Regions from separate parts of the Mus musculus genome. Here all the other regions are linked to region 3. The links are chromatin loops, found by intact Hi-C in ENCODE. Cell type or tissue: heart. All regions are shown on one strand. Region 1 overlaps Fbn1 (fibrillin 1). Region 2 overlaps Cep152 (centrosomal protein 152). Region 3 holds the start of Fbn1 (fibrillin 1). Region 4 overlaps Cep152 (centrosomal protein 152). Region 5 overlaps Fbn1 (fibrillin 1). Region 6 overlaps Fbn1 (fibrillin 1). Region 7 overlaps Fbn1 (fibrillin 1).

Evidence for each region. A loop is a pair of places that touch in the nucleus more often than their neighbours do. Peaks named below come from ENCODE experiments on the same cell type or tissue, not always from the same donor. Only the 100,000 strongest peaks of a DNase experiment are listed, where the experiment ranks them.
Region 1: a loop joins it to region 3, with 2.6 times the contacts of the local background. A loop is called at or near these places in 2 of 42 quality-filtered maps.
Region 2: it touches region 3 in a loop (2.6-fold over the local background); 8 of 42 quality-filtered maps call a loop at or near these places.
Region 4: a loop joins it to region 3, with 2.0 times the contacts of the local background. A loop is called at or near these places in 2 of 42 quality-filtered maps.
Region 5: it touches region 3 in a loop (2.7-fold over the local background); 3 of 42 quality-filtered maps call a loop at or near these places.
Region 6: a loop joins it to region 3, with 1.9 times the contacts of the local background. A loop is called at or near these places in 3 of 42 quality-filtered maps.
Region 7: it touches region 3 in a loop (2.0-fold over the local background); 2 of 42 quality-filtered maps call a loop at or near these places.

The regions. Positions count from the first base shown.
Region 1 is chr2:125,353,392-125,357,391 of GRCm38, reverse strand. All of the region lies in intron 32 of Fbn1 (fibrillin 1), which reads left to right. Among named protein-coding and RNA genes, the nearest start is that of Dut, 110 kb to the right of the region's middle. In heart, a CTCF peak has its summit at 1,709 (motif pointing left); DNase peaks (open chromatin) are centred at 1,621 and 1,981; H3K27ac peaks cover 463 bases.
Region 2 is chr2:125,592,372-125,596,371 of GRCm38, reverse strand. It overlaps Cep152 (centrosomal protein 152), which reads left to right. Exons shown (of 28, transcript NM_001081091.1): 13 at 1,301-1,499. Among named protein-coding and RNA genes, the nearest start is that of Cep152, 31 kb to the left of the region's middle. In heart, CTCF peaks have their summits at 967 (motif pointing right) and 2,122; no DNase peak of the experiment used is centred here.
Region 3 is chr2:125,504,272-125,508,271 of GRCm38, reverse strand. It overlaps Fbn1 (fibrillin 1), which reads left to right and starts at 1,834. Exons shown (of 66, transcript NM_007993.2): 1 at 1,834-1,933; 2 at 2,483-2,832. The coding sequence starts at 2,669. In heart, a CTCF peak has its summit at 2,413; DNase peaks (open chromatin) are centred at 2,021 and 2,741; H3K4me3 peaks cover 2,891 bases; H3K27ac peaks cover 2,630 bases.
Region 4 is chr2:125,574,280-125,578,279 of GRCm38, reverse strand. Cep152 (centrosomal protein 152) reads left to right here. Exons shown (of 28, transcript NM_001081091.1): 22 at 1,425-1,566. Among named protein-coding and RNA genes, the nearest start is that of Cep152, 49 kb to the left of the region's middle. In heart, no CTCF peak of the experiment used is centred here; DNase peaks (open chromatin) are centred at 409 and 1,589.
Region 5 is chr2:125,409,809-125,413,808 of GRCm38, reverse strand. Fbn1 (fibrillin 1) reads left to right here. Exons shown (of 66, transcript NM_007993.2): 7 at 1,006-1,203. Among named protein-coding and RNA genes, the nearest start is that of Fbn1, 95 kb to the left of the region's middle. In heart, no CTCF peak of the experiment used is centred here; DNase peaks (open chromatin) are centred at 1,198 and 1,798; H3K27ac peaks cover 511 bases.
Region 6 is chr2:125,377,697-125,381,696 of GRCm38, reverse strand. Fbn1 (fibrillin 1) reads left to right here. Exons shown (of 66, transcript NM_007993.2): 16 at 2,568-2,690; 17 at 3,758-3,910. Among named protein-coding and RNA genes, the nearest start is that of Fbn1, 130 kb to the left of the region's middle. In heart, a CTCF peak has its summit at 2,289 (motif pointing left); no DNase peak of the experiment used is centred here.
Region 7 is chr2:125,403,141-125,407,140 of GRCm38, reverse strand. Fbn1 (fibrillin 1) reads left to right here. Exons shown (of 66, transcript NM_007993.2): 8 at 3,912-4,000. Among named protein-coding and RNA genes, the nearest start is that of Fbn1, 100 kb to the left of the region's middle. In heart, no CTCF peak of the experiment used is centred here; a DNase peak (open chromatin) is centred at 2,190.

The DNA of each region.
Region 1 (4,000 bases), 150 kb after region 3:
CTGGTGAACATGCAGCTGGTTATTTTAGGTCTTTCACCATGACGACAGGTTATGTCTATGCTATTGTTGTGTCATTACAGGTAGATATGATAGATATGATGTACAGGAGCTTACTGCTATTTCAGATAACATGCCTAGAGGCAACGTGAAGTCTACTGAGACCTCAATATAACTGTTTGCCACACATGCGTGGAAATCCATCTTTAAAGGGAAATTTTTTATAATTGAATCTGCAGAGATGCAAAGACTGGGGGGACAGGACATACTCATTGTGGGCTGGCTGAGTCAGTGCCAATGTGACAGCACAGAAGTCACCTATTAGTAAGCCCAATGAACAGAAGTATACCCAGAGAAACTCTGTTTTGTTTTGTTTTGTTTTGTTTTGTTTTTGTTTTGTTTTGTTTTGTTTTCAGAAGGGCCAATACCTTCCTATTTTTTTCAACTGCAGTTTAAAATTACTTTTCAGTTTGACAATATCCAGCCAGCACTGTAGGAAGATGCCCCACATTTTGTGAGCAATATCACAGTAGAATAGTTTATGATATTCATGTCTGGAAGAGAAGACTCCTCGATTGTGTTCTGGGTTCTCCCACTGGTCTGTGATCATAAACAAATCAGAGTCATCTGACTTTAACCAGACAACCCCCTTGGGCAAAGAACTCTGCAGTAACCTATGGGAGGAGGGGCTGCATTAGGGTGAGAAGAAAAGATCCCCTGGGAATAACCCTGTTAGTAGCAGCCAAAGGTATCACACTGGACCGGAAATGACTTACACAGACAGGAACTGGCAAGCCTCACACACTTGAAAACACATTTTTAAAAATCAGCCAAAATGTCTTTTTATTTCATGTAACTAGGTCTCTTTCAGACTGGTTTCAAGTCAGTATTACTCATAGCTTCGAGCACCGTCAGGTCACCTTGGTGATGGTCCCGTTAAGGAGGAGTGTTTATAATGTCCCAGACAACTAGTGTAAACTGAGATACTTATCTTGCCTAAGTGGATAAGCAAGACACACTACAAGTAACAGCAAAAAGAAATGTCGCAACTGTGTCATAGCACACACACTCTCACACACACACTCATACACTCACACGCACACACACTCACACATGCTCACACACACATCACATACATGCACACACACCACATACACACACATGCTCACACATGTACGCACACACTTACACATGCATATACATACCACATACACACACACACATACATGTACACACCCGCATGCACACACACCACATACATGCACACCCTGCTTATTTGGATAGATTTTTAAATGAGTACCCTGGGAAGCAATTATTAAGAACACATATGCTGTTTCCTAAGGAGGGACTTTGTTTCATGAGAACTAAAATCACCCTCTGGGCTCTATTACAGCTCTGTCTAAATATTTCAGCTCCCTTGTCATTACTGATTGTTTCCATTTTAACAAATAAACATGTTTTCTTCTCCCAATCACATCAGCAGCGTTAAGAATCCACCCACTGACTCGCATTCCCAGCCCACACAGATGCTAAGCATTTCATTTTTTTTTTCTTGTTAAGCTTTGTCCAAACTGTGGATACTGCTGAAGGGAATGTCTGATTTAATGGAGAGAGAATGTGTGTTTGCTTGGAACCTAGGACGCGGATCCTCTGTCTTTGGCTTAAGTGGGTGGGGTCACAGCTTTCCTGTGACCTCTGCTGCTCATTCTAAGTAACTGTAATGGGAAGAAGATAAAGTCATTGCCGGGTGCCACCCAAGTGGGTCTTCACTTTCACAAGCTAATTTTTAGAACCTACCTGGCATCACATGATCACATAACCAGTGGATAAAAATCAGAATTGTTGAAAAAAGCAAGATTTCCTTTCACATGAGAACTGTTTCTGGCTGGTCTCAGAGTCCTACTATTCCATGCCGCAGCCGGGCAGTTCCTCCTGCTTTTCTTATCACCACTAATTTTCCTGCTCTGGCTGTCAGCCTGTGGAAACTCCATGGGTGTTCTCTTCGGTTAATAGTCTTGGCTCAAATTTTGACCTAAATTAAGAAATCCAAGTAGCACTTGCATTTAAGCTGTCATGCCCTCTTCCTCAGCCCCTAATTCTAGAGATTGCTTATGTGCCAGCACACGGGCTCAGGATCCATGGGGCGGATGCTATCTAGGGGCAGAAAGACAGGCGTTTGTAGGTGGCAAGCTCTCTCTCTGTATGGTGGCTGTGGAGGCTACAGAAGTTCAATATGCATCTCGGACCTGTGTGGCAGATTTGTGCGCGTAGGCGAAGTCCTGCCACGGAGTCTGCTTGCCGCTCACCCTGACCCTTCAGGGGGGCCATGTCCAGAGGACCTGTGTGAGCCTTTGTGACAGAGGACCTGTGGGGTTAAGAAGGTTGCAGTGTCAGCCTGAATTTGAATTTCTTTGCTTTGCTTGGCTTCCACTTATTCTGAAAAATGAATTTTCTGTCTGGAGCAAACTTGTGGAGAAAAGGGAACATTTGTACAGAAAGAGACGTTCTTGGCAGACCTGTGCTGTTTCCCTCATGCTATTGAAGAGCGTTTCAGTGCTGTGCTTTTGTTTGCTTGTTTTCCTTATGGCTCAGTTTCCCCTCCACGTGCCCAAGTCTGCCATGGAAACAGTTAATTAGCAAGAGTTGTATGCCTGAGTCTGTGTGTGTGTGTGTGTGTGTGTGTGTGTGTGTGTGTGTGTGTGTGTGCGTGCACACGCATACGTGCATCCATACTCACGCTGACGCTGTTAACTCCGAAATGTGTTTGCACTGTATCACCCGCTCTCTTTCTCACCTGCGTCTTACTCACTGAAAACAGAAGCTAGCTAATATGCTCCATTGTATTGACAACGTGAGACTTGACTATGACCCTTGAATCACTGTTCTCAGGTCTCCCAAAGCTCACAACACACACCCTCTTGCAACTAGAATTTCTTTCACCTTGAAAACAGGGCAAAATTTAAAATATTTTCTTGGATTTTAATTTTATATTAAATCTTAGTAATAGTGACTAAAGGAGATTCCTCTATCAAAAGAAGTACTCATCTTAAATGCAAGATTAAGGGAAAAGGTAAAGGCATATGAAAATAGTGGTATCTTTGACCACTAGACAACTAGACAAAGGAGAAAAAAAGGAGATAATTAGGGGTTGAATATGGTCCAAGGACATGATATACATGTATGAAACTATAACCAGATCCATTTTATACAGTGAATATATGCTAATAAAGAGAAGACTGGAGAGGATTATATTGCAGATTAACTGTGAAATTATACTTAGTAAAAGAGATTTATGGATGTTTATCTGAGTCGCATCAACATTTAAGTCTTTAAAAGAAAGTTTAAAATAAAACTGAAATTACTAAACTAAGGATCTTAGTTACACATCCCTGTCCCAAGGGAAGTGTCTGTCGCCAGAGAAACCAAGTCCAGGCTAACCCTAGCTTTGCCTTTTACTGGCTGTGGGGTCTAATCTCTGCCTTCTCTGAACATTTAAAAATCCCAAGACAGAATTCTAGTCCTTTCTACTTAAAGTCTGTCTTAGTTCTATATCCATTACTTTTCTTTTTTCTTTTTGTTTTTTGTTTTGTTTTGTTTTGTTTTGGGGTTTTTTGTTTTGTTTTTTGAGACAGGGTTTCTCTGTGTAGCCCTAGCTGTCCTGGAACTCACTTTGTAGACCAGGCTGGCCTCGAACTCAGAAATCCGCCTGCCTCTGCCTCCCAAGTGCTGGGATTAAAGGCGTGCGCCACCACTGCCGGGCTTCCATTACTTTTCTTGTGGGGATGGAACACCCAATAGAAACAACTGAGGAGGAAGAGGATTTATTTTGACTTGTGACTTCAAGGGACATTCTGTCATAATGGGGAGGGACGACAGCTGAGCAGCCATACCTGTGGTGGTGGTTTGCAGGATGGCAGGTCTTCATTGACCAGGAAGCAGGTGTCATCCTCAAGCCTGGCTTGAGTGCTCACATCTGCTGCCTATGCCATGGTACCAAAGCCTT
Region 2 (4,000 bases), 88 kb before region 3:
CATGTTCTTGCAGTGTTTCTGACCCTTCTAGTTCCTTCAATCCTTCCTCCCACTCCGCAGGACCCCCCCCCCCCCCAATTCTGCCTAATGTTTGGCTATGGGACAGCATCTGCTCACATCAGTTGCTAGATGGAGTCTCTCTGGTCTCTCTGATGATAATGCTAGGCTCCACTCCTAAGATACTCTGCAGGCAGGACAAACTGTAGGTCGAAGGCTTTGTGGCTGGGTTGTGCAGGTCTTTTCAGGCAGCCATAGCTGCTAAGAGTTTATAAGGGCAGAGGTCTTATCATATCACACACACACACACACACACACACACACACACACACTAATAAAATGACTTTAAAAAAATTAGAATCTTATTCTAAGCCTTAAGTTTATTGAAACTAGAGTTGAGTTTCGAGACTGGGACCCAGCTCAGCAGGAGAGCACCTGGGTAGCATGCACAGGCCACTAGGTCCAGTGCTTACTACTGCAGAGAAAGGCAATGGACAAGGAGAGAGGAGAACGCGGAGTCTAGAGAAGCTTGGTTTTGTTTCAGTTTTCTGGAGGTTGCCGGGGTCCACCCAGGCTCTTGGGTCGGTCAGCTGGAAGAGAGAAGAGCAGTTGCTGGTTAGGATAGCTGATGTTGCTACTTTTTTCTTCCTAATATCTGTATCACCTTGCTCAATATTAGTATGACACATACCAAAAATCACAAGTGTGAGCTGTGTCAGGCAGAAAGACCAAGGGGGAGCATGCCACCAAGGGGAGCATGCCACCAAGGGGAGCATGCCACCAAGGGGAGCATGCCACCAAGGGGGAACATGCCATGTGTGGGGGGGTGAGCTTGCTTTTGCAAAGGTGATATCCTTGTGTATGACCGAGTTCTAACTTATTTATTTTTGTTTTATGTGTATTAGTGTTCTGCCTGTATGTTTGTATGTGCTTTGTATGAGTGTCTGGTGACCTTGGTGGCCAGAAGAGGGCATCAGATCCCCTGGAGCTACTGATGGTTGTGAGCCCCCTCGTGGGTACTGAGAATTGAATCCAGGCCTTCCGAAAGAGCAGCACATGCTCTTCATTACCAAGTTATCTCTCCAATCCCCAAGTTCCAAACCCTTTAGCAGCGTTTAGCTCAGTGTTAGAATGCTTGCCTAGCGTGTATGAAGCATAGGAAACAAAGAAACAAAATGTTCAGAAAGAAAGTTCAAAATGCTGTGACTGTAAGGGATAGAAACCATGACCACATGTGGCTAGGGCTTTATGGGTCTTTGATTTGTTTCTTGCTTTTATGCTAAACGGGCAGTTTCCCCATCAGGGTCACACAGCAGGAGTCCCCAGATGAAGACCCTTCGAAGGATGAGCTTATCCTGAAGCTGAAAACGCAAGTCCAGCGCTTGCTGACTAGCAACTCCGTGAAGCGACATCTGGTGTCTCAGCTGCAGAGCGATCTCAGAGAGTGCCGGGAGACAATGGAAGCTTTCCAGCAATCCAAGGATGGTGACAGCGGCATGGAGGTGAGACCCTGCAACCTGTACACGTAAGAAGCCCCCTTGAGACATGCGCCTTATAGATGGAAGTTACGTTTTTGGTTTCTTAGGGTTTATTTGACTCTTAGATGTAAAGCTTACAGGAAAAAAAGCCACCTGATAGATAGGCTGTTTATTGGCTTGTTTTAGGCACCTAGTAAATGAGATGCCAGTTAGGCTAAATTCTTTGTTCACAAATGAAAGGAGGACTTTGTAGAGGGGATGCGCCTTTTGTCAGGCACCTCCTGTGAGGCCCCTTAGCAGCTCTGCTCCTGAGCGCGTTCTGTTCTGTTCTGTTCTTACAACGGTTGGTCTCTGAGGAAATGAGGTAGAGAGCACTGGTCGATACTTACTTCTGAGATGTGTCTTTTAGATTTAGTGATGGTTTTACTCTGTAATCCTGGCTAGCCTTCAGGTTGTAATCTTCCGGCCCTGAGCACTGAGATTGTGGGAGTGTGCTTCCATGCCGGTGTCTGATATCCACCTCAGTGCTCTTTAGCTGACATCTTCGAGGAAAATGAAGGTAGGGGAGTCTGTGGCGCTCTGAGGTTTCACATTTCCTACATTTCTTAGGAAATGAAGTTACACTTCATGACTGATAGGGGTCAGAGTTACTGCTGGAAGCTCCTGCAGTCAGAGCTTGAGAGCAGCCTTTTTCTTCCTCATTTTGACAAACTGAACATTTGTACTGTCAAGAAAAATAATGCAGAAATGAATTGATAATTAAGAAAAGAAAGCGGAAGTTTGAAAGGCATGCAGGGAGTGTAATCCGTTTCTCCAGAAGGAAGGAAGGAAGTTTTAATCTGACTGCTGCTTTTTTATCCCCTGGTTCTTATGTGAGAGTCCTGTTCATTAACAAATCCTGTCAAAATATGTGAGATGTTCTGAGGGACCAATTTTTTGTGATATTAAAAGAAAACTTGGTTACACCCATGACATTTGTGCCACATGTGGGCATCTATCTCTTGGCATATGAATCAGTATCTTAGTTCCCAGCGTTCCCAGCTGAGTGAGACTGTTGACTTCCTCTCACCCCCATACCCCCACCTCCGACCCCCCAGCATTCTGCATAGCATCTTCTGGTAGTGTAGAAGCTAGAAGGTTGGTTTGTTTTTATTAAACATTCTAATTTGGACTGTATTATATAATGAGTGATCGACTTTCAAATACTGCGTGGACTCTTCTTTCCCAGATCTTTATAATAGAACTTGGAATTAGTCTGTAAAGTTAGAAAGCATGTTTGGGATGCCTTGGGAGGTCTATGGAGAGAGAGAGAGAATGGTTATTCATTTTTGTTTTTGAAAAGATGCGTAAGATTTTGTGGGATTTACTGGTAATAGAACTATGAGGCATACATGAATATTTAAAAGTTTGATTATGTGGAGCCACATATAACTGTAGTACTTTGGAGCATCATCTACATTTAAACATTTGTTTCTATTAAAAATTAAGCTGGCTGTGGTGGTACACACCTTTAATCCCAGCGCTTGAGAGGCAGAGACAGGTTTCTGCCAAGAGGCAGAAACTGAGTTTCAGGCCAGCTTGCTCCAGAACTACATAGTGAGACGCTGTCTCAAACAAAACAAACAATCAAAGCACATTGTTTTGTGGTATTTCCAGGCTACTACATGGTAGAGATCAGGAGACTGCTCATATACTGCGTTAGGCAGTGTTTGGGTGTAGATCAGATATGCCTTTCATTCCAGTTGACCAACTGGGTGGTTAAGGAAGATTGTAGTGCCATTGCATACACTAGCAAGATTTTACTGAAAGGACCCAGATAGAGCTGTCTCGAGTGAGGCTATGCCAGTGCCTGACAAATACAGATGTGGATGCTCACCATCATCTATAGGATAGAACACAGGGCCCCCAATGGAGGAGCTAGAGAAAGTACCCAAGGAGCTAAAGGGATCTGCAACCCTATAGGTGGAACAACATTATGAACTAACCAGTACCCCGGAGCTCTTGTTTCTAGCTGCATATGCATCAAAAGATGGCCTAGTCGGCCATCACTGCAAAGAGAGGCCCATTGGACTTGCAAACTTTATATGCCCCAGTACAGGGGAACGCCAGGGCCAAAAAGTGGGAGTGGGTGGGTAGGGGAGTTGGGGGGGTGGGTATGGGGGACTTTTGGGATAGCATTGGAAATGTAAATGAGGAAGATACCTAATAAAAAATTAAAAAAAGAAAAAAGAAAGATTGGAGTGGGGTTAGAGAGGTGGCTCAGCGGCCAAGGATGTGCAGCTGCTTTTGCAGAGGATCTGAGTTTGGTTCCCAGCACTCTTGTTGGGCAGCTTCATGGACTATGGTGCCCTCCTGTGGACACACACACACACACACACACACACACACACACACACACATACTGTGTGTGTGTCTATTATAGACTATGTAAAGATCTTAGGAAAACTATACTGACCCCCAACAGTCAGAGTCCATATACTGAATTCTTTTTAAACATAAAACACAGAAAGCTTTTTGTGTCTGAT
Region 3 (4,000 bases):
GGGGATCTTTGAAAAATAGCCATGTCAATGTCCACCACAGACTTTAAAAAACTGGGTCCTTGCCTATTTCTTTTTAAGTTCCTAGAACTTACTGTGTATCTATAGTTAAGAACTTTTGCTCTTTCTAAGTCGCCATGGTGCCTTAAAAGGGTTCAATGATACTTTATCAGGGAAGCCTCCTCTATTGGCCCTAGCCTATGTCTAGTCATGGTCACATACATCATCTAAGCAGTGCCCCGTGTTTGTTGGCATGTAACATATGAGCTACTATTTGTTTCAAGCTTGCCTTCCCTGTCGATCACCTGCTGTGCAAAGGGACTGAAACTCCTGGCTTACTTGCAAGTGATTCTGATTCATCCGTGGGCCAGGTGGCACAAGTGTTCAATAGCTACTTCTTCAATGAATGGTTCTTTATTTGACGACATTTGGAGTATATGTGCTCACTTGTGCGCATGCGTATGCCGAGTACGTTGGTCAGAGGACACATTCAGGAGTCTTTCCTTCCTTCTGCCAGGTAGTTCCTGGTGCTAGAACGCACGTTACCAGGCTTGGTGCTTTATTTGCTCAGAGCCATCTCCTGGCCCTCGAATGAATACCTCTTTTCTCACCTGAAGATGTAGGACGGAATCTCCAGTTCATGGATCTGTTAAGAGGATTTTTTTTTGAAAGTAAGACCTCAATTAAACTAGATAATATATTTAAATAATTATGAATTTAAATCAGTGTTTAAGTCTTCCTATTCAGGTATCGAAGCAGTGCAGTGAGTCCATTATCATGAGGCGTGGTCCATTTTGAAAAGAAGATGGAGTTGATAACATGCCTCGATCTCTATAATCTCATATCCGGGCACAAGATGTTGAAAACAAGAAAAATCCGGGTCAACAAGATGCGTGCATTCTTAGGGTAACTGTGTGGAAAGTGACAGTTGGTGACTGGAGTCCCTGGTCCCTGCGGTCGAGCCCGATGTGGATTTCAGACACCCCCACCCCACCCCAATCCCATGCATGTGTGTGTATGTGCTCTCTGTATAGTGTGTACACATGTGAAAATAGGGTTATTTTAGGAAACCCCATTCCTAACTGAGAGTTGGGCGGGAGGATTGTCTGAAACCCAAATCACAGGCCCCCACATCACAGACTGAGACTTTCGCAGCCTCTTCATTTAGCCTAGGTGAGTAGCTTGACCTGAGCCTCGGGAGAATTGCTCCTCCAGCGGGCTCCTGACACTGGCATGCCCCTTTCGCCGCCGCTAACCTGTTGGCTGGCTCAGTGGTGGTGGCCTCACCACAAGCCCTGCCTGAGCCTCGGAGCCTACAATTTCTCCTCCCAGCCAGACAGCAGAAGACTGGGCTGAGAAGCGAGGGCCACTGCCACAGAGCCCCTTTCCAGCCAGGGCCTCCTGGGCCTCGTTGGCCAAGGTGTCCAGCATGCGTTCTCCGCGCAGGTGGCCCAGCTCTCCGTGCTTCTGATCGCGGGAATCTCGGGTCTGGACCTCTCAGCCGCAGGCAGATCGGTCTAAACCGCTACTCCACCTCTTCCCATTCCCTCTCTTCCCCACCCTGGGACGGAATATCCCAGGCCAGGCAGGACTGGATCACCTCCGCCTCCTCCCAGGGCACTGATCCTGCGAATGAGGGAGGCCCGGGTCCGGGCGGTGGCTGGCAGAGGGGAGTGGAAAGGGAGGATAGATGGGGCCGGGGGTGGGGTGGTGATGGGGGGAGGTGGGGAGGGTGTCATTTTCTTTTTCTTTCTTTCTTTTTTTTAAAAAAGTATTTCTCTCGCGAGAAACCGCTGCGCGGACGATACTTGAAGAGGTGGGAAAGGAGGGGGCCGCAGAGTTGGGGCAGAGACTGTGGGTGCCACAGGCGGCCACAGCTGGGACAGCTGCGGAGCAGAGCAGCCACCGCCGCCTGAGAGTCCGAGCCGCTAGTCCAGTGGGTCTCATGGGGTCCCGCCAGGGTCGGGCGGCAGGCGGGTGGCTGGAGGGCCGTTTGCGCGGCATCCAGGGCAGGAGGCCGGGCAGGGTGAGGGGATGTCTCGAGCATCTGCAGCTGGCCCTCTCTGCCTGACAGCTGCAAGATCCGGGACTGCAGTGCCCTGCTCCACGTCGGATGCAGGGGACTGGCGGGGTTGGCCATGACCCGGTATGTGGGCGGAGAGGACCCTTTTTGGAGAGCTGGGGCGTCAGCCGTCACCGCGCGCAATCAGTGCCATTAAGACCGTGTAGGCAGTCCGCTCGCGGGACGCCTGGGCTCCCTAGGGACACGGTACTTGGCGCCGCGAGGCCACAGGGTCCGCGGATGCCAGTCGCCGGGTTCTGGCTCTGCAGCTAGTTGGGATCGAGTGGTCCTCGTTCCTCCGAGTAACTGCGCCACGCGCAGGCGGCGCGCGGTCTGGGCTCGGCACCGGGGACTGCGAGCTTTCAGCATCCCGGAGCCCTGAGTGTCTCACCTCCCCGCCTTGGGGACTTGTCTGTGTTGCAGGACAGGCAGGGACTACCCGAAGTGGGAGCAGTCCCTGGAGAAGAAAGCTGTAGGACCCAGGCCGGGGACCTCTCTGCATCAGGACAGCCGGACAGTGAGACAGCGGGACCCCGGAGACTCGGGCCGCTGGAAGGCGCGGCGGCGGCGGCGGCGGCGGCGGCGGAGCGAGTGGCGGCCGGCGGCACCATGCGGCGAGGAGGGCTGCTGGAGGTCGCGCTGGCGTTCGCCCTGCTCCTCGAGTCCTACACGAGCCATGGGGCGGACGCCAATTTGGAGGCTGGGAGCCTGAAGGAGACCAGAGCCAATCGGGCCAAGAGAAGAGGCGGCGGAGGACACGATGCGCTGAAAGGGTAAGGGAAGCTCCCAGCTGCTTCGGTGTGCCTCCCCTCGCCCTTCTTGGGACTTTAAGATCCACAGCAACTGACAGGGCAGGTTCTGGCCCGTAGAGGACCCTGGGTGAGATCCCCGGGAGACAGCCTGGAAGTGCCAAAGTTACTCGGTCATCAACTCTTGTTCAGATAACTCGCCTTGTTCCTGGCCCAGAGGAGAAGTCCTGGCTGGAGGGAATCCTGGGCCATTGTTGAAGCAGATTTGGGGAGGCGAGAATGGTTCCTTGTGGAAGAAGGGGAGGAGCTGAAACCCAGAGAAAGGGAGAAGCCCACTGCTTCTGCTGCTTACCAATTCCAGTTGCAGGGAGAAGTGCTTTTCCCGTGTGGGCATCAGCTATTTGGGAGGCATCGCTGAAAGGGAAGAATCCAGAGACTGAGATGAGATGCGTGGTCAGGAGATGGTCCTTCCTTTAAGTCATTCTCATGAAAACCAGAGCTGTACACTCGCGTTCAGACACCTACCCTGGAAGTTTGTAAGGCAGAGGGTTTTGAACACTAGTGTCCGGCCTGCGTGAGCTCTGCATGCAGCTGTGGCTGGCTCTAAATGGGTGTTCATGCGGTATCTTCTTGGAAAGCCCTGTACTATCAGCTTCCCATGCCCTAGTGTTGCAGCTGGGATGACTTAAATCGGTCAGGTTGGCTGTCTAAGGCTTGGCAGTTTCCGGAGCTGAAGGAGATGGAAATAATTCCCCTAAGAGTTTTTAATCGTTTAAAAAGGACAATCTCTGAGATTAAGTTGGAGTCTCTATTAGAAGTGGTAAGATAGAAATAAACGGCCACAGTTCTGTCCTTTGGAAGAGCCTGCTCAATGATTCAAGCGAGTGCACATGCTGAAGTTTCTTGTCATTCTAGGGGTGCATTTTTCCTGACTTGATAAGAGTTCAGTAAATGGGTGGAAAATTGATTTTAATGTTCTCAAGAGGCCTTTGTTTGGTTCAGCATCTTTCTTTCAAAAATCTATTTCTGCTGCACAAGATCATCTTAGTATCTATTGTGATGGCATTGCTCATATATATGCCAATATAAATGCATATATATATATATATATATATATATATATATATATATATATATGGAGGGGGAGAGAGAGGGAGAGAGAGAGAGAGCGAGGGAGATCTTTCACTCTGGG
Region 4 (4,000 bases), 70 kb before region 3:
AATAAAAATGACTGGCGAGATCACGTCCCAAGAGCATTGCTTAATACTTCATTGAGAATATTGGGGGCAAAGAATTAAAATAAGAAAAATAGCAGTTTTAGGAGTAGAGGTGATGAAGGAATCATGCCAATGTTTTAAAAAAGACTCAAGGAGCCTTTAAAAGTAAAAAGGAACACCACCCTCACTGGCTCGTGGTTATTCTAGATGTTTATTACATTCTTATTTAGATGCTCAGGAATTTGACTTTTCCTATAGTGAAAATGCAAATTTTCAAGGCCTTCTCATTTTCTGTCAATGCAAAATTCATCTGGAGCTCTTTCAGGGCTTCGAATTGCACAAGCAGTGGGAGCTCATCTGTGTGACCTATCTGGCTCGTGGCTGTGGACATGAGACAATCAGCTAAGAGTTTAGATGTTCACAGCTGTCCTTGGGTGGGTCAAATTCCATTCCTGAGGAAGATGACTTGAAACGCCTAATCTCCAGTTTGTCATAGAAGCAGTACGTGATTTGCTTCTTGAAGCCAATACAGCTCAGGACACTGAGTGCCAGTCAATGATTCCACCTTTGCAATATACTTTCCATAAATACAAAAGACTGATTTATAGCTTATTAAACCCACAGGATTTAGAATTGCTCATGGAAATTAAGTGGACCAAAAAAAAAAAAAAAAAAAAAAGCCTGCTAAGATGGAAAGGATGCAGGAAATGAGAAAGACAATTTTTAAGAAAATATTTTATCAGACGATACTAATAAAATAGTTCTTAATAGATAGAAGAAAAAGGAAATATTCTTGGGAGAATTTCAAGCAAACTTGAGGCAGTGCTTTCTGTCCCCCTCCAGAGACAAATGAAAGATAGATAGTGACCCCACATGTTCTTTTTCTTTGGTAGTTATTAGGTGTCTGAAATCTGGAACTGGCGCTTTAATAACCATTTAACTTAGTATAATACCTGTGAGTGATGGGCACGGAGAGCCTTCAGTACTAGCGAGGAACGGGCTTGTGCCATAGGTTCACTTCTGTAAGCATCATCTGTCTGTAATCTGGCATCCAAGTGGTCTTTCCTACCTAGGAACAGAATATGTTAAAGTACTTATTTTGAATATGTTAGGAAGTAAAATATTTATATCACAGTGACTAGTGAAAGTGTGCTAGATTTTCAGGATTGATTCTGATACCATTCACTGTCTCCTGTCTTGTGGTATAGCCAGACAGGGAGGCCCGAGCATTGGCACATAGGATGCTATTCATAAGAGAGATGTCTCCTAGTTACTGCTGGCATTCAAGCAAGGTTGTTAACAGGCAGTGCTTTCTTTTTGTATTTTTAATATTGGAATTCTATGTCTTTATTCTTTAATGTTGGGATTTTAAACAACTATTTGTAGCTATTTCCCCAGGCATTAAGTATGAAGACAATTTATTTCAGAGAAAGGTGGTCAAGAGCTCTGCAGACACTGTCAGCTGGACCAGTAGCGAAGGAGACTCTGCGGTCCCAGTGCCCCTTCCTGACTCCACCTCTGTACGCTGTGCTCAGTCCTCGGCCTGGCTGAAAGCAGAAGCAGAAACTGGTACTGATTTTGTTTCCTGTCTAGATTACAGTTTTATTCAGGGGCAGGGCTCACTTAGACCCTCTTCCAGCCTGATGTGCTTCCTTCCATTCAACAATGATTCTTACAAAGTGAAGAGAGAGCGTTGCATAACCAGTCAGCCGGTCCGAGCTGTTGAGGAGCAGAGCTTTACATCCGAGAACTGCTATAGTAAATACTGGGGAGTGTGCATTCAGCTCACTTCAGTTTACTTCAGTGTTTCTCTCTTTCTTAATTAAAATACAGTTACACCATTTAGCTTCTCCCGCACCTCCCTTCATTCCCTCCTTCCTTTTACTTTATTATTATTGGCGCGCACATGTGTGTGTGTGTGTGTGTGTGTGTGTGTGTTTGTGTGTGTGTGTGTGAACTAATAGATAAATGGAACCTGTTGAGTCTATTTAGTGTTGCTGATGTGTATTTGACTTAAGAGCAGACCATTTAGTATTGGATAGTCAAAGCACTCATTCCTGGGAAAGACCAATTTATTCATTCTCTTTCTCCCTCCCTCCCCCACCCCTTTCTCCTTCCCTTCCTCTCTTTTGCATTCCTTAGTGGCCTACAGTTCTTGGTTAGGTGTGGGGCCCTGTGAGGCATACCTTATCTACTTTGGTATGTCACCTGGTATTGTAATGTTCAGGCCTTGTGGAGATTTCCTTAGTGTAGCTTCCCTGTCATATCTAGAAAACATAATCTTTCAGCAGACTTCCCCATTTCTGTGATGTTCCCTGAGCCGTGGGAGCTGTGTTGCAGATGAATCATTTAGAAATGGGTGCCCCACAAGCAGCTGTTCTCTGCGTTTTGAGCAGTTGTGGCTTCTACAAAAGGATATTCTTTGAGGAGAGGCAAGAGCTTCATTTATCTGTGGATGTAAGGATGGGCATTTACCGGTTAGTAATTATCCTGGCTTAGGAAAGTGGTAGTGGTAGATTTTCTAAGATCCACGACCTCACTAGTCACAGTGGTTGGCTAGGTTACAGCACCGGGCATGGCTTCCTCCTGCTGAGTGGGCCTCAGGTCCAGTTCCAGAGCTCTTCCTTACTGCCACATTGTAGCGCGCTGTTGCACTTTTAGGAATATCTCACCATGTTGCTCAGTATTGTGGTTTGTAGGATGAGCTGGGTAGGAGGTTTGACTGCTGTCCTCCCTTGACAGCTTGTGTATCAACATCTGGTACTAAGAAAGCTAGTTTTCAGGGAGGAGACTTGCAGTTTGGATCCAGCTCAAATCCCCAGAGTGTGTGTTGTCTTCAGCATCAGGGACTTACCTTCAACTTTGGGGAGGAAGCCAAGGGCAGTGTAAGTAGCTGTATTGTTTTGGGAGTCTCTTGGACTAACTTGACAACTAAAACTCAAAAGAAGATTTCTTCTGCCTGGTACTGGGCTTTTGATAGATCTATGACTTGTGGGAGGTCATTATCTCCCCGTGTATCATAACTTCACTTATATTGTGTATATGTCTGTGATACGTATGAGTATGTGTGTGTGTGGCTATGTGTGTGTGCATACATACATGTTTATAGTATTAGGTAAATATACAATATGATTCCTTATGGTTATTTCAAACACCTTTAGTATTTTATTGTTATTTATCCATTCTCCCTTCTGTATTGTCCCTCTCTTCCTCCCCATTTATCCCATTTCCCCCATTGTTTCTCCTTTTATATTTTTATGTTTGCCGTGTATATGTGTGCATATGTACATGCAGTGGTAGGGTAGGGACACATGGACCGTAGTGCGAGTGGAGGTCAAAGGACACCTTTATAGTCTGCTCTCCTTCCATGGTGTCCGGGGATGAAACTCAGGTAGTCAGGCATGTGCAGCAAGTGCTTCACTACGGGGCCATCCTGCCAGCGTTTTATCATGGCAGTCTTTCTGATAGATTTTTGACGGTTGTTTTAGTTGTGCAGAATTTAGGACAGGAGTGATGCTGCTCTATCTGCTTCTAACGCATAGCAAAGTTCAGGGTAATGCGTAAACATTTGATGCAGTAAGATTTTAACGTTTTCAAATAACATCTTTTACATTTAAAAATTTTTAAATTTATATGTGTGAGTATTTTGCCTGCTTTTCCATCTGTCTACCACAGAAGCCAGAAGAGGGCATCAGATCTCCTGGAACTGGAGTTCCAGACAGTTGTGAGCCCCATATAGGTGCTGGGAATCAAGCCCATGCCCTCTGGAGGAACAGCCAGTGTGCTAAACTGCAGAGTCACATTAGGAAAGCCCTGCAAAGTCCTTTATAGTACTACTTCCAGAAGTTACCACAGGGGATCTTAGATTTGGATACACTTTCCTAATCTTATTATTCTTAAGTAATTTTAACTGATGGTGAAATATTTTGATACATACCAAGACCATAAATAGCATGTAGGTAAGTAGGCAAGCTAACAGCCAGGAACTCATCATTTGATAAGC
Region 5 (4,000 bases), 94 kb after region 3:
GCCAAGCCTAGGTTTGACCAGGGATGGGCATGGTGGAAGATGCCCACAACTCTGACCTCTACATGCATGCCGTGGCATGAGAGTGTCCCCTTAAAAGCGCGAGCACGCACACACACACACACATGCAGATGCACACACATGAATCAAATATTAAATCAGTCTAAACATGTCTGCTTCATTTAGCATTTTTCTTTGACAGAACTTTCAGTGTACTCTTCTCTAGCTTTGGAAACGCACGTTCCATTAGTGCTATCTGCAGTCAACCATTGTGCTGACTAACAGGTACTCAGCGATAACCTCTCCCCAGCCCTTCCTTCGCCCTGTTTGCTTTTAGGAACCACTGTTCTTTCTACTCGCAACTTCTGCCTGGTAACGTTTAAAACCCCACCTTGGAATGACAGGCTGTGGCACTTGCCTCTCTGTGCTTCCCTAATTAATTTATCGTTAATCAAAAACCCCGCTGATTTCAAATGGTGGGATTCTATCTTTTTCATGACTGACTAATACTTAGTGGAACATACCTACCACAGTTCATTCATTAGCTGACAGACACACGGGTAGCTTCCATTCTTAGCAATTATGGACAATAGCAATGACCATGGAGTTCATATGTTCCTTTGACACATGAATTTCATGCCACTGAAATACAATGGTACATGAAAGTCTGGTGCAATACAGATACCTAGGTGTTTTCTAGACCAACTGATTGGATAGTAATGCCAGGATGCTGTGTTTCCCTCAACATTCAGGCTTATAAGGAATTTCCCTAAATTTATCTGATCCTAACAAGGGCATCTTTGAATGGACAGGAACCAATGTTTTCCCCTCCTTTGTAGGTGAGGAAAATGGAAGTTAGGGGTGGAAAGGTCTATTCAGACTTTACACAGAGCCAAGGATGTGGGAGCTGCTGGAAGTTCTTGTCTGAACTTGGACCTGCAGGATGGGGCACAGCTGCCGGCCCTTTCTCCTCTGAGATTTGACGAATCTCTTATTCTTTACTTTCAGATTACAGAACAGGCCCATGTTTTACTGTGGTAAGCAACCAGATGTGCCAGGGACAGCTCAGCGGGATTGTCTGCACCAAAACACTTTGCTGTGCCACCGTGGGCCGAGCCTGGGGCCACCCCTGTGAGATGTGTCCTGCCCAGCCTCACCCCTGCCGCCGCGGCTTCATTCCCAACATCCGCACTGGAGCTTGTCAAGGTAAAGCCGCAGTATTAACAAGGAACAGTCCTGTTCAATAGAGGGCCACGCCCGGGCTGCTGAAAATGCCTTAGTCCCTGCTGGAGGGGGACAGCTCAGCTGCTGAGAACTCCCATCCCCTGCCTCCGGGTACAGCTGAAACCTCAGTAGCCAGATTCTTGGAGTCCGGAAGGTTTGCTAAGTCTGTCTGGCCAGCGGGCCCCTCTGGCCCAGGAGTGGTTCCGTGTGCTCTGGCTCAGGCGTAGCAACTGTGTTGGGGCTACGCTGTACCTAACGGCGCTGCCTTGTAGAAACACAGCGAACAAGGTAGTGGTTGTTGTTTTCTCTTCATCTGAAACTCTTAGAGGCCTGAGCTCCAGGTTGCACTTAACTGACCTAAAGAAAATTGCTCCTCTGGACATTTGACATGCTACATTAGGGCTTGTTTGTTTGTTTGTTTGTTTGTTTTTAACAAGTCAGAAATAAGTTAGAACTGACTTCACTGTTTTAAATGCCCCCAGATGTTGTCTTAGTACTCTTCTGCCCTCCCCTAGAATTCTGGTTTTGGCTTTGCCTCTGCTCCCCCAGCTGTGTAAATTCTTCCATTGTCTGGATGTCTGGCAGGAAAGAGGAGGAAGTGAGCAGAGGCCACTCCACTCTAAACTGATGGGCCTGAAAACTCGCAGGCTATCTCTGCTTCCTTTAGATGGCTGCGGTGCTTTTTTTAGACAACTGCAGTATTTTCATAAAACTCACAAAATATGCTTTTTCTGAGGCAACTAGGTAGTAGTTTGGCTCAGTTCCTTGTGTTCATTCTAAAGATTAGGATTCAGGACAGCAGGATTCGAGTTGCTCTCATCTGTGTGTGCGGTGGGCAGCACTAGATTGATTGTGCCTGGCTTCCAGACACGACTCCTCTGCGTGCCCTTGGATGTGCCCCTCTAAATGTCCGGGAGCAGCCAAAAGACTCTGTTTTAAAATCCTAGAGTTGGTCGCCATCTTGGTCCGGGACCCGCCGAACTTAGGAAATTAGTCTGAACAGGTGAGAGGGTGCGCCAGAGAACCTGACAGCCTCTGGAACAGGCAGAAGCACAGAGGGGCTGAGGCAGCACCCTGTGTGGGCCGGGGACAGCCGGCCACCTTCCGGACCGGAGGACAGGTGCCCGCCCGGCTGGGGAGGCGACCTAAGCCACAGCAGCAGCGGTCGCCATCTTGGTCCGGGACCCGCCGAACTTAGGAAATTAGTCTGAACAGGTGAGAGGGTGCGCCAGAGAACCTGACAGCCTCTGGAACAGGCAGAAGCACAGAGGCGCTGAGGCAGCACCCTGTGTGGGCCGGGGACAGCCGGCCACCTTCCGGACCGGAGGACAGGTGCCCACCCCGCTGGAGAGGCGGCCTAAGCCACAGCAGCAGCGGTCGCCATCTTGGTCCCGGGACTCCAAGGAACTTAGGAATTTAGTCTGCTTAGGTGAGAGTCTGTACCACCTGGGAACTGCCAAAGCAACACGGTGTCTGAGAAAGGTCCTGTTTTGGGCCTTCTTCTTCGGCCAGGAGGAGGTCCAAATACAAGATATCTGCGCACCTTCCCTGTAAGAGAGCTTGCCAGCAGAGAGTGCTCTGAGCACTGAAACTCAGAGGAGAGAATCTGTCTCCCAGGTCTGCTGATAGACGGTAACAGAATCACCAGAAGAACAATCTCTAAACAGAGTCAACTATAACTACTAACTCCAGAGATTACCAGATGGCGAAAGGTAAACGGAGGAATCTTACTAACAGGAACCAAGACCACTCACCATCACCAGAACCCAGCACACCCACTTCGCCCAGTCCAGGGAACCCCAACACACCTGAGAACCTAGACCTAGATTTAAAAGCATATCTCATGATGATGGTAGAGGACATCAAGAAGGACTTTAATAAATCACTTAAAGAAATACAGGAGAACACTGCTAAAGAGTTACAAGTCCTTAAAGAAAAACAGGAAAACACAATCAAACAGGTAGAAATCCTTACAGAAAAAGAGGAAAAAACATACAAACAGGTGATGGAAATGAACAAAACCATACTAGACCTAAAAAGGGAAGTAGACACAATAAAGAAAACTCAAAGCGAGGCAACACTAGAGATAGAAACCCTAGGAAAGAAATCTGGAACCATAGATTTGAGCATCAGCAACAGAATACAAGAGATGGAAGAGAGAATCTCAGGTGCAGAAGATTCCATAGAGAACATCGGCACAACAATCAAAGAAAATGGAAAATGCAAAAAGATCCTAACTCAAAATATCCAGGAAATCCAGGACACAATAAGAAGACCAAACGTACGGATAATAGGAGTGGATGAGAATGAAGATTTTCAACTCAAAGGTCCAGCAAACATCTTCAACAAAATTATTGAAGAAAACTTCCCAAATCTAAAGAATGAGATGCATATGAACATACAAGAAGCCTACAGAACTCCAAATAGACTGGACCAGAAAAGAAATTCCCCCCGACACATAATAATCAGAACATCAAATGCACTAAATAAAGATAGAATACTAAAAGCAGTAAGGGAAAAAGGTCAAGTAACATATAAAGGCAAGCCTATCAGAATTACACCAGATTTTTCACCAGAGACTATGAAAGCCAGAAGAGCCTGGACAGATGTTATACAGACACTAAGAGAACACAAACTGCAGCCCAGGCTACTATACCCAGCCAAACTCTCAATTATCATAGAGGGAGAAACCAAAGTATTCCACGACAAAACCAAATTCACGCATTATCTCTCCACGAATCCAGCCCTTCAAAGGATAATAACAGAAAAAAACCAATAC
Region 6 (4,000 bases), 130 kb after region 3:
TAAAGCTGAGTTCTGCCTTTTCCTTCCAGCTGGGGATGATGCTTCTTGATCATTCCCTTCACCCAACTCATCCCATCTTCCCCTGCGGGGGGGGGGGGGGGGCTGACTTATTTGTGGTGCTGTATCCCTTCCTGGTTCATCTAGCTATCATAAGAAACAACAATGAATTTAGGCTTTACCAAGTTATGTAAGTCAAGGGCGAGGAGGAGGAGGAGGAGAGGAAGATAAAGGACAAAGCAGAAAAATAAACCAGGAGTCAGGGTAGCCTGATAACTTTTAAAATAATCTCATTGCTTCAAGTATTGTAAGCAAAACTTGGAAGTTCCATTTGTGCTGTATGGGGTTCTAACAAGAGTTGCTGGAGACAATTTTGTTCCTATTCGCTGCTGTATAGCGTCAGGAGTGAGTAGCTGTTACATGTAGATGCAAGATACCAACTGGAGTCATTCTTCTCAGATCCTTATATGCAGTGTCAGTCCAGGGTGTCTACTAAGTGGCCAAGAGCCTCTGTTTACAGCATCTGCTGCAGAAATGTAGCCCAGGACACTGCAAAGGCAGGATGAAGTCACAGGGCACCTCTGCTGACTGTCCCCAGTCTCCAGCTCTGGTGAAGGTACCGTGGAAGAAAGCCTTGTATATCTTCAGTTCTTGGCAAGGTGTGCACTTTCTCCAACCTTTAAAGAGCTTCCAGCTCTTGGCTGTTGACCTGCATCCCCTGTGACCTTCACACTGGTGGCTTGTAATATTGTGAAAATCCATCTTCAGTAGAGAACAAACAGTTGACTCTTTTCAAAGTTTGAAGTAGGAAAATGGTTTCTGTACACATTGAACTCTGTGCCAGGAGGAGCTGACATGGAGAAGAGAGTTTTGTGACATTCTGCAGTAAGATAAAGTGTCAGGGTGTGCAAATTAAATACTGTACATGGGGGAAAGAAATGGGAAGGGCGTGACTGATTACTGGGCTATTTGGAAAGCTGAGGTGTGGTGACCGAGGTGGCAGCCTCTTGGCATTAAATTATGCTGTTTCAGAGGACGTTATGACCTCAAAGATGAATGTAGGCTCTGAAGCCGTTGGTGATCATGGAAATTGTGTCTTTTATGTAAATAGTGTTGTTGACTCAATCGTGTGGAAGAACTGATAGTTGCTCACCTGGACTCAGCATTTTGTAGAGAGGGAAGGAAGAAGAGAGGAGGAAAAGGAGAAGAGGGAAGGAGGAAGAGAGGGGGAAGGGAGAAGAGGGAAGGAGGAAGAGAGGGGGAAGGGAGAAGAGGGAAGGAGGAAGAGAGGGGGAAGGGAGAGGAGGGAGATCAGTTTGTATCATTGGCCTCATCGTTTTCCCCTAGTGTACAGAGCTCAAATAAACACACTTCGGAGAGGGGGAGAAGGGAGCCACCATATGCTGCTTTTCCTTGTGTCATGTTTCTCTTGCTGTGGGATGAGATTTTTCTCTTCATCTGTCATCCTGAAGCCACAAACACAGGATGGCTGAGAGCCTTGTTATCAGAGCCTCTGCCAGTTGAAAGACTTCATGTTCCACTATGAAGCCTTTCAGGCTGCTTTTTAGAATAGAGTCTTCACTGTCATACTGTTGGTCTCTGCTTGACCAAAAAGATGCGTGAAACAAATGAACCAATCTGAGTTCACATTCTTAAATATAACTGCTGTTTTTAATACAGTCTGAACATGAAGTCTTGGACCACCAGGATGCATTTTATGCCAAATAACACAAGCTAAGTAAAACACAGAGGTGCTTCACTCTCAATTTGCCTTTTTAAGGCCAGGGGAAAGGAAATAATTGCATACTCTATTGTATATTGTAAAAGAACTGTTGGAAAGTGACTTGGTTCTGAGCATCCTTGTTTTTTCAAAACTCAGTTTGGGTACCCTTTCTACTCTTAATGGGGGAATTCTCTACTATTGTTAATATGAACCCAGTGACAGTACTTAAGGATATGCATATGATACTAAAATTACTCAGCAGTGCTTTAAAAAGATTTTTTCCAAACTTCTAGTGTCGTTGAGTGTTGTACTGACCAAGGGATGTCATCAAAGTCACCCTGTATTTCTCTCCGTTCTCTCTCTGTAGTGCTCCCTCTGGCATTTAATTAATGTCTGCCTCTTGCTAATTGTCCCAGAGGTCTCAGGAGAGGCTGGTACTAGCAGTGGTGCCAACCTGGGTGTTGACTGCAGAAAGGAAAAGCTTCCCTGCACAGTCAAAGATGCAGTGTGTATCAAGCTAGATCCAGGCATGGCTACAGTGGGATGTGTTGCCTAGAATCCTTTGCCTTCTAGTGGTCATTTTCCTCCCTACACCAATTCTGCTTGCCTTTTGTGTTCTTGTATTTTCTAGCAGCTATCTCGGGAGGGTTCTATTAAGATGGCTTTTAATAGAAAAGTCCCAAGCTTGGCTGACCTCTCTCTTTCCTGTCTCTGGAAGAACACTGAGCGAGCATCCCACTAGCATGCCACTGTGGTTGTAGAGTATCATTTTCCACGGTATCCATGTTCCAGTGTTACCATAATGAACTGTTCAATGGTGTTAATGAAATGCTTCCTCATGCTGCAGATATCAATGAGTGTGAGACACCTGGGATCTGCATGAACGGACGCTGTGTGAACACGGATGGCTCCTACAGATGCGAATGCTTCCCCGGATTGGCTGTGGGTCTAGACGGACGTGTGTGTGTTGGTAAGAAAAAAAGCCACAGCCTGGTTTATTATCAATACTCCCAGAATCATCAATGCTTATCAATTACAAATGTGTCTTACCCTAGCAGGTGAGATACAGTGATTTCTAGTGAACAATGATTTAACAAATCCATTTCTCATCTTGAATAAGTTGGACACTCATGTTAGGAATAGAAAGATAATGTTAAGTAAAGGAGAGGCTGGGGAGGCCCCACCTTCTCTTCTCTCTTTTCTGCCCCAACTATATAGCTGTCTTTGATTTTCTGCCACCTTCTTTTGTGGATAAAAGTCTTTAGAACTGGTTTGTACATGTATACCATTTTATGGTGTGCATTTTAATAGAGAATTAAATGTCCAAGGGAAGTGAATGATGCCACAGAAATGTGGATAATTCATAAGCATGCAATGACAGTTTTTCACGGCTTTGAGATTTGTTAAATAACAAGACTTTTATCCAAATTATTTTTTAAAAAGATACTCAGTAAGCCCTTTGATTTAGGAGAGGATTGGGTGAAGCTGGAAATTCCTCCTCTAGAGATAAAGATAACACAGCTCGGTTGACCAACATCTGCAGGTTTATATAATGAACCTTTTACAGATTAAACTTTCTCCCTTTTGGAAAGTAGACCCAATTTAGACATTCAATAACTGCCTGTTTATTTTTGAGTAAGCCCCATTTCTAATAAAGGTCTTATTTATCACCATGTAAGATCCTGCCTTCATGCAGTGTTTATAAAGTTCCTGCTCTGTGCATGCCTAAGGAAGACAAAAATGAATGAAAAATAATCGCAGCACTTAAGGGCCTCACAGTTTGCTCTACTACGATCACCAGAGGAAACTGGTTGACGCTGGCCATTGGTCCCCACTGCTCTGGACCCTAATGGGTTTTTGGAGGTTTATTTTTTTTATTAGTTTTGATTTTTTTCTCATTGTCAAGCACTGAAAACACAGGCGTTCTCTGTGGCTTAGAACAGGGCAGTGGAGAAATAAAGGCAGCGTTGGCTTCAGTGTGGGGGTTTTTATCTGTTTAAAACGACAGTCCAACGATGGCTCCTTCCTCCCACTTAGACACACACATGCGGAGCACATGCTATGGAGGATACAGGAGAGGCCAGTGCGTGAAGCCGTTGTTTGGTGCTGTTACCAAATCGGAATGCTGTTGTGCCAGCACTGAGTATGCCTTTGGGGAACCCTGCCAGCCGTGTCCTGCACAGAATTCAGGTAAGTGGCAGCATGGATGTGCCTCATCCTGCCAGCCTTCTGCCACCATCCAAGGGCCTTGCTTTCCTATGTTACCAGGAAAGGCTGTGT
Region 7 (4,000 bases), 100 kb after region 3:
GCAAAAACTCTTCTCAAGGATAAAAGAACCTCTGGTGGAATCACCATGCCTGACCTAAAGCTTTACTACAGAGCAATTGTGATAAAAACTGCATGGTACTGGTATAGAGACAGACAAGTGGACCAATGGAATAGAATTGAAGACCCAGAAATGAACCCACACACCTATGGTCACTTGATCTTCGACAAGGGAGCCAAAACCATCCAGTGGAAGAAAGACAGCATTTTCAACAATTGGTGCTGGCACAACTGGTTGTTATCATGTAGAAGAATGCGAATCGATCCATACTTATCTCCTTGTACTAAGGTCAAATCTAAGTGGATCAAGGAACTTCACATAAAACCAGAGACACTGAAACTTATAGAGGAGAAAGTGGGGAAAAGCCTTGAAGATATGGGCACAGGGGAAAAATTCCTGAACAGAACAGCAATGGCTTGTGCTGTAAGATCGAGAATTGACAAATGGGACCTAATGAAACTCCAAAGTTTCTGCAAGGCAAAAGACACTGTCTATAAGACAAAAAGACCACCAACAGACTGGGAAAGGATCTTTACCTATCCTAAATCAGATAGGGGACTAATATCCAACATATATAAAGAACTCAAGAAGGTGGACCTCAGAAAATCAAATAACCCCCTTAAAAAATGGGGCTCAGAACTGAACAAAGAATTCTCACCTGAGGAATACCGAATGGCAGAGAAGCACCTGAAAAAATGTTCAACATCCTTAATCATCAGGGAAATGCAAATCAAAACAACCCTGAGATTCCACCTCACACCAGTGAGAATGGCTAAGATCAAAAATTCAGGTGACAGCAGATGCTGGCGAGGATGTGGAGAAAGAGGAACACTCCTCCATTGTTGGTGGGATTGCAGGCTTGTACAACCACTCTGGAAATCAGTCTGGCGGTTCCTCAGAAAATTGGACATAGTACTACCGGAGGATCCAGCAATACCTCTCCTGGGCATATATCCAGAAGAAGCCCCAACTGGTAAGAAGGACACATGCTCCACTATGTTCATAGCAGCCTTATTTATAATAGCCAGAAACTGGAAAGAACCCAGATGCCCCTCAACAGAGGAATGGATACAGAAAATGTGGTACATCTACACAATGGAGTACTACTCAGCTATTAAAAAGAATGAATTTATGAAATTCCTAGCCAAATGGATGGACCTGGAGAGCATCATCCTGAGTGAGGTAACACAATCACAAAGGAACTCACACAATATGTACTCACTGATAAGTGGATACTAGCCCAAAACCTAGGATACCCACGATATAAGATACAATTTCCTAAACACATGAAACTCAAGAAAAATGAAGACTGAAGTGTGGACACTATGCCCCTCCTTAGAAGTGGGAACAAAACACCCATGGAAGGAGTTACAGAAACAAAGTATGGAGCTGAGATGAAAGGATGGACCATGTAGAGACTGCCATATCCAGGGATCCACCCCATAATCAGCTTCCAAATGCTGACACCATTGCATACACTAGCAAGATTTTACTGAAAGGACCCAGATGTAGCTGTCTCTTGTGAGACTATGCCGGGGCCTAGCAAACACAGAAGTGGATGCTCACAGTCAGCTAATGGATGGATCACAGGGCTCCCAATGGAGGAGCTAGAGAAAGTACCCAAGGAGCTAAAGGGATCTTCAACCCTATAGGTGGAACAACATTATGAACTAACCAGTACCCCTGAGCTCTTGACTCTAGCTGCATATGTATCAAAAGATGGCCTAGTCGGCCATCACTGGAAAGAGAGGCCCATTGGACACGCAGACTTTGTGTGCCCCGGTACAGGGGAATGCCAGGGCCAAAGGGGGGGAGTGGGTGGGTAGGGGAGTGGGGGTGGGTGGGTAAGGGGGACTTTTGGTATAGCATTGGAAATGTAAATGAGCTAAATACCGAATTAAAAAAAAAAAAAAAAAAAAAATAAAATCCTAGAGTTGCAAAGGACCGATCTGAGCAGGCGTCTCTTTTGATGTCGTTTTTTTCCCCCTCCTTCTTAGAAAGTCTCCTTGAGTTTTGAGGAATTTGTTGGTCATTGTATTTTGAAGTTGCTAATAGCCATGAGCTGTTGGCAGTGACTAGGGAGACAGACCCTCACTTCCTGTCAGTGAGCTTCCTGTCAGTGAGCTTCCGGTCAGAGGTCTGGGAACCAGCAGAAGAAAGAGACATGGAAGGAGAAGAGAGGGAAGGCAGATAGATTCTCCTCAGCTCGATAGTCCTCTCGTACAGTCTGGACTTCCCCCAGATTTACTTCCTGTCCCTTCTTGACTGTCCATCAACACCTAGGTGGGGAAGACTAAACATTTGTTTGGCAAAAACTCATGGCTTCAAAATAGCAGCTTATATGGTCACTTGCAAAAAGGACTTTTTTCTTTTGCTGGAGGAGGTTCTCGAAGTGTTATATGTAGCCAGGGTGTCCTCTCACTGGTGTTTTTAGCCCTTGGGCCAGATGCAGGCTGTGGGCAAATGTGTTGTTAGACACAGATGTACAGGCATAGTCTGGGAGTTCATGGTCAATGGGGAACTGCCTTCATATTGGCTAAAACTCATGATCAACAAGACTATCTAGAGTTGCCTCTCTGACTTTAAAATTGTGATTTCAAGTCATGTTTTAATAAACATTCAGAAAAACCCTGATCTAAAATAAAAATGAAACTGGCTGTAGAATATAATCACAATTGTTTTAGTATAGTCATTGGTGGGTCAGAACATTCTATTAAAACGGTGACACTTCTATTCCGAAACAAATATTTCTCCTCTGGTTCTCCTTTAATTGTGGGGTGACTTTTCCCAGCAGCATAGGGTAAGAGCCTGGAAATGTCACTCGCTCTGTTGCTTCTCATACCATCAGGGCCTAGGGAGGGTACTGTGCTCACTTATGTCTACAAGACAGTCTAAGATAAAGATCCTTAACTCCTGTTGGGGATCTTTATTGAATCAGTATTTTCCAAATGAAGAAACTGAGAGAATACACTTGTATACATTGTCTTCACAATGGAATCCAGGCAGCCAACACCATGGAGGAGGAGGAGGTTTCTGTTGGAAAGGTTAATTTAGGACTATATATAGAACCAGAGGCTAGTCTCTAGGTCCTTAGAAAGGGCATTGAGCGTGGTGGATTGAGTCTGCTTCGGGGAAGCCCATGTTGTTGAAGAATAAAACACATTCATTACTAGGATGGTTGGTGGTGAGTACCAGGGGCTGGATGTTGCTATCACAGTAGCCATAGACTAGTGAACAGTCATAGGCTTTCTCTGAATTAGTGGTGATGGGGAGGGACATGATCCTAGCTTTCAAAGGTCATCCCTGGTACGAGTTCTTGTGGGTGGATCTACCGCTGAACCCTCACATTCTCCAGCACAGATCTCGTTTCTGGCCCTGATGAACTTTTCCTGCACAAGACGATTTTCCAGAGGGTATAAGGGAAATACATTATGAAGACACTAGCTGTCACATGGCAATCTCAGCCATCTCAAATAAATTTTGTGTGACTGAAACACTTCAAGATAGCTTTATCTTTATCTTTAAACGTGCATCACATTTTGCCTTTGAAGGATGTCTTAGATAATTTTGATTATTATTGGCAATCTGAAGGTGAAAAGGACACAGTAAAAGTTGTCATTTTAATCATTGTATATTCTACTCGGCTGTGTATGATGAAGCCCCACATTTAGTAGAATGACCTCCTCTGCCTATGGTAAGACAGGGCTTCTCCTTGAGCATTATTGACTAAGCTATGTTAACAACTTAGTTATTTACATAATGTATTATAACAGTTGCTGTCATATCCTGAAAGCTGTGGTGGGTCCCTTTGACATAAACATGGTGATATAATTGTGGATCAACTATTACATTTTCTTCTTCAACGAATCTTTCTCTCTTCCCAAATTTGACAGATGTGGATGAATGTCAGGCCATCCCAGGGATGTGTCAAGGAGGAAATTGCATTAATACCGTTGGATCTTTTGAGTGCAAATGCCCTGCT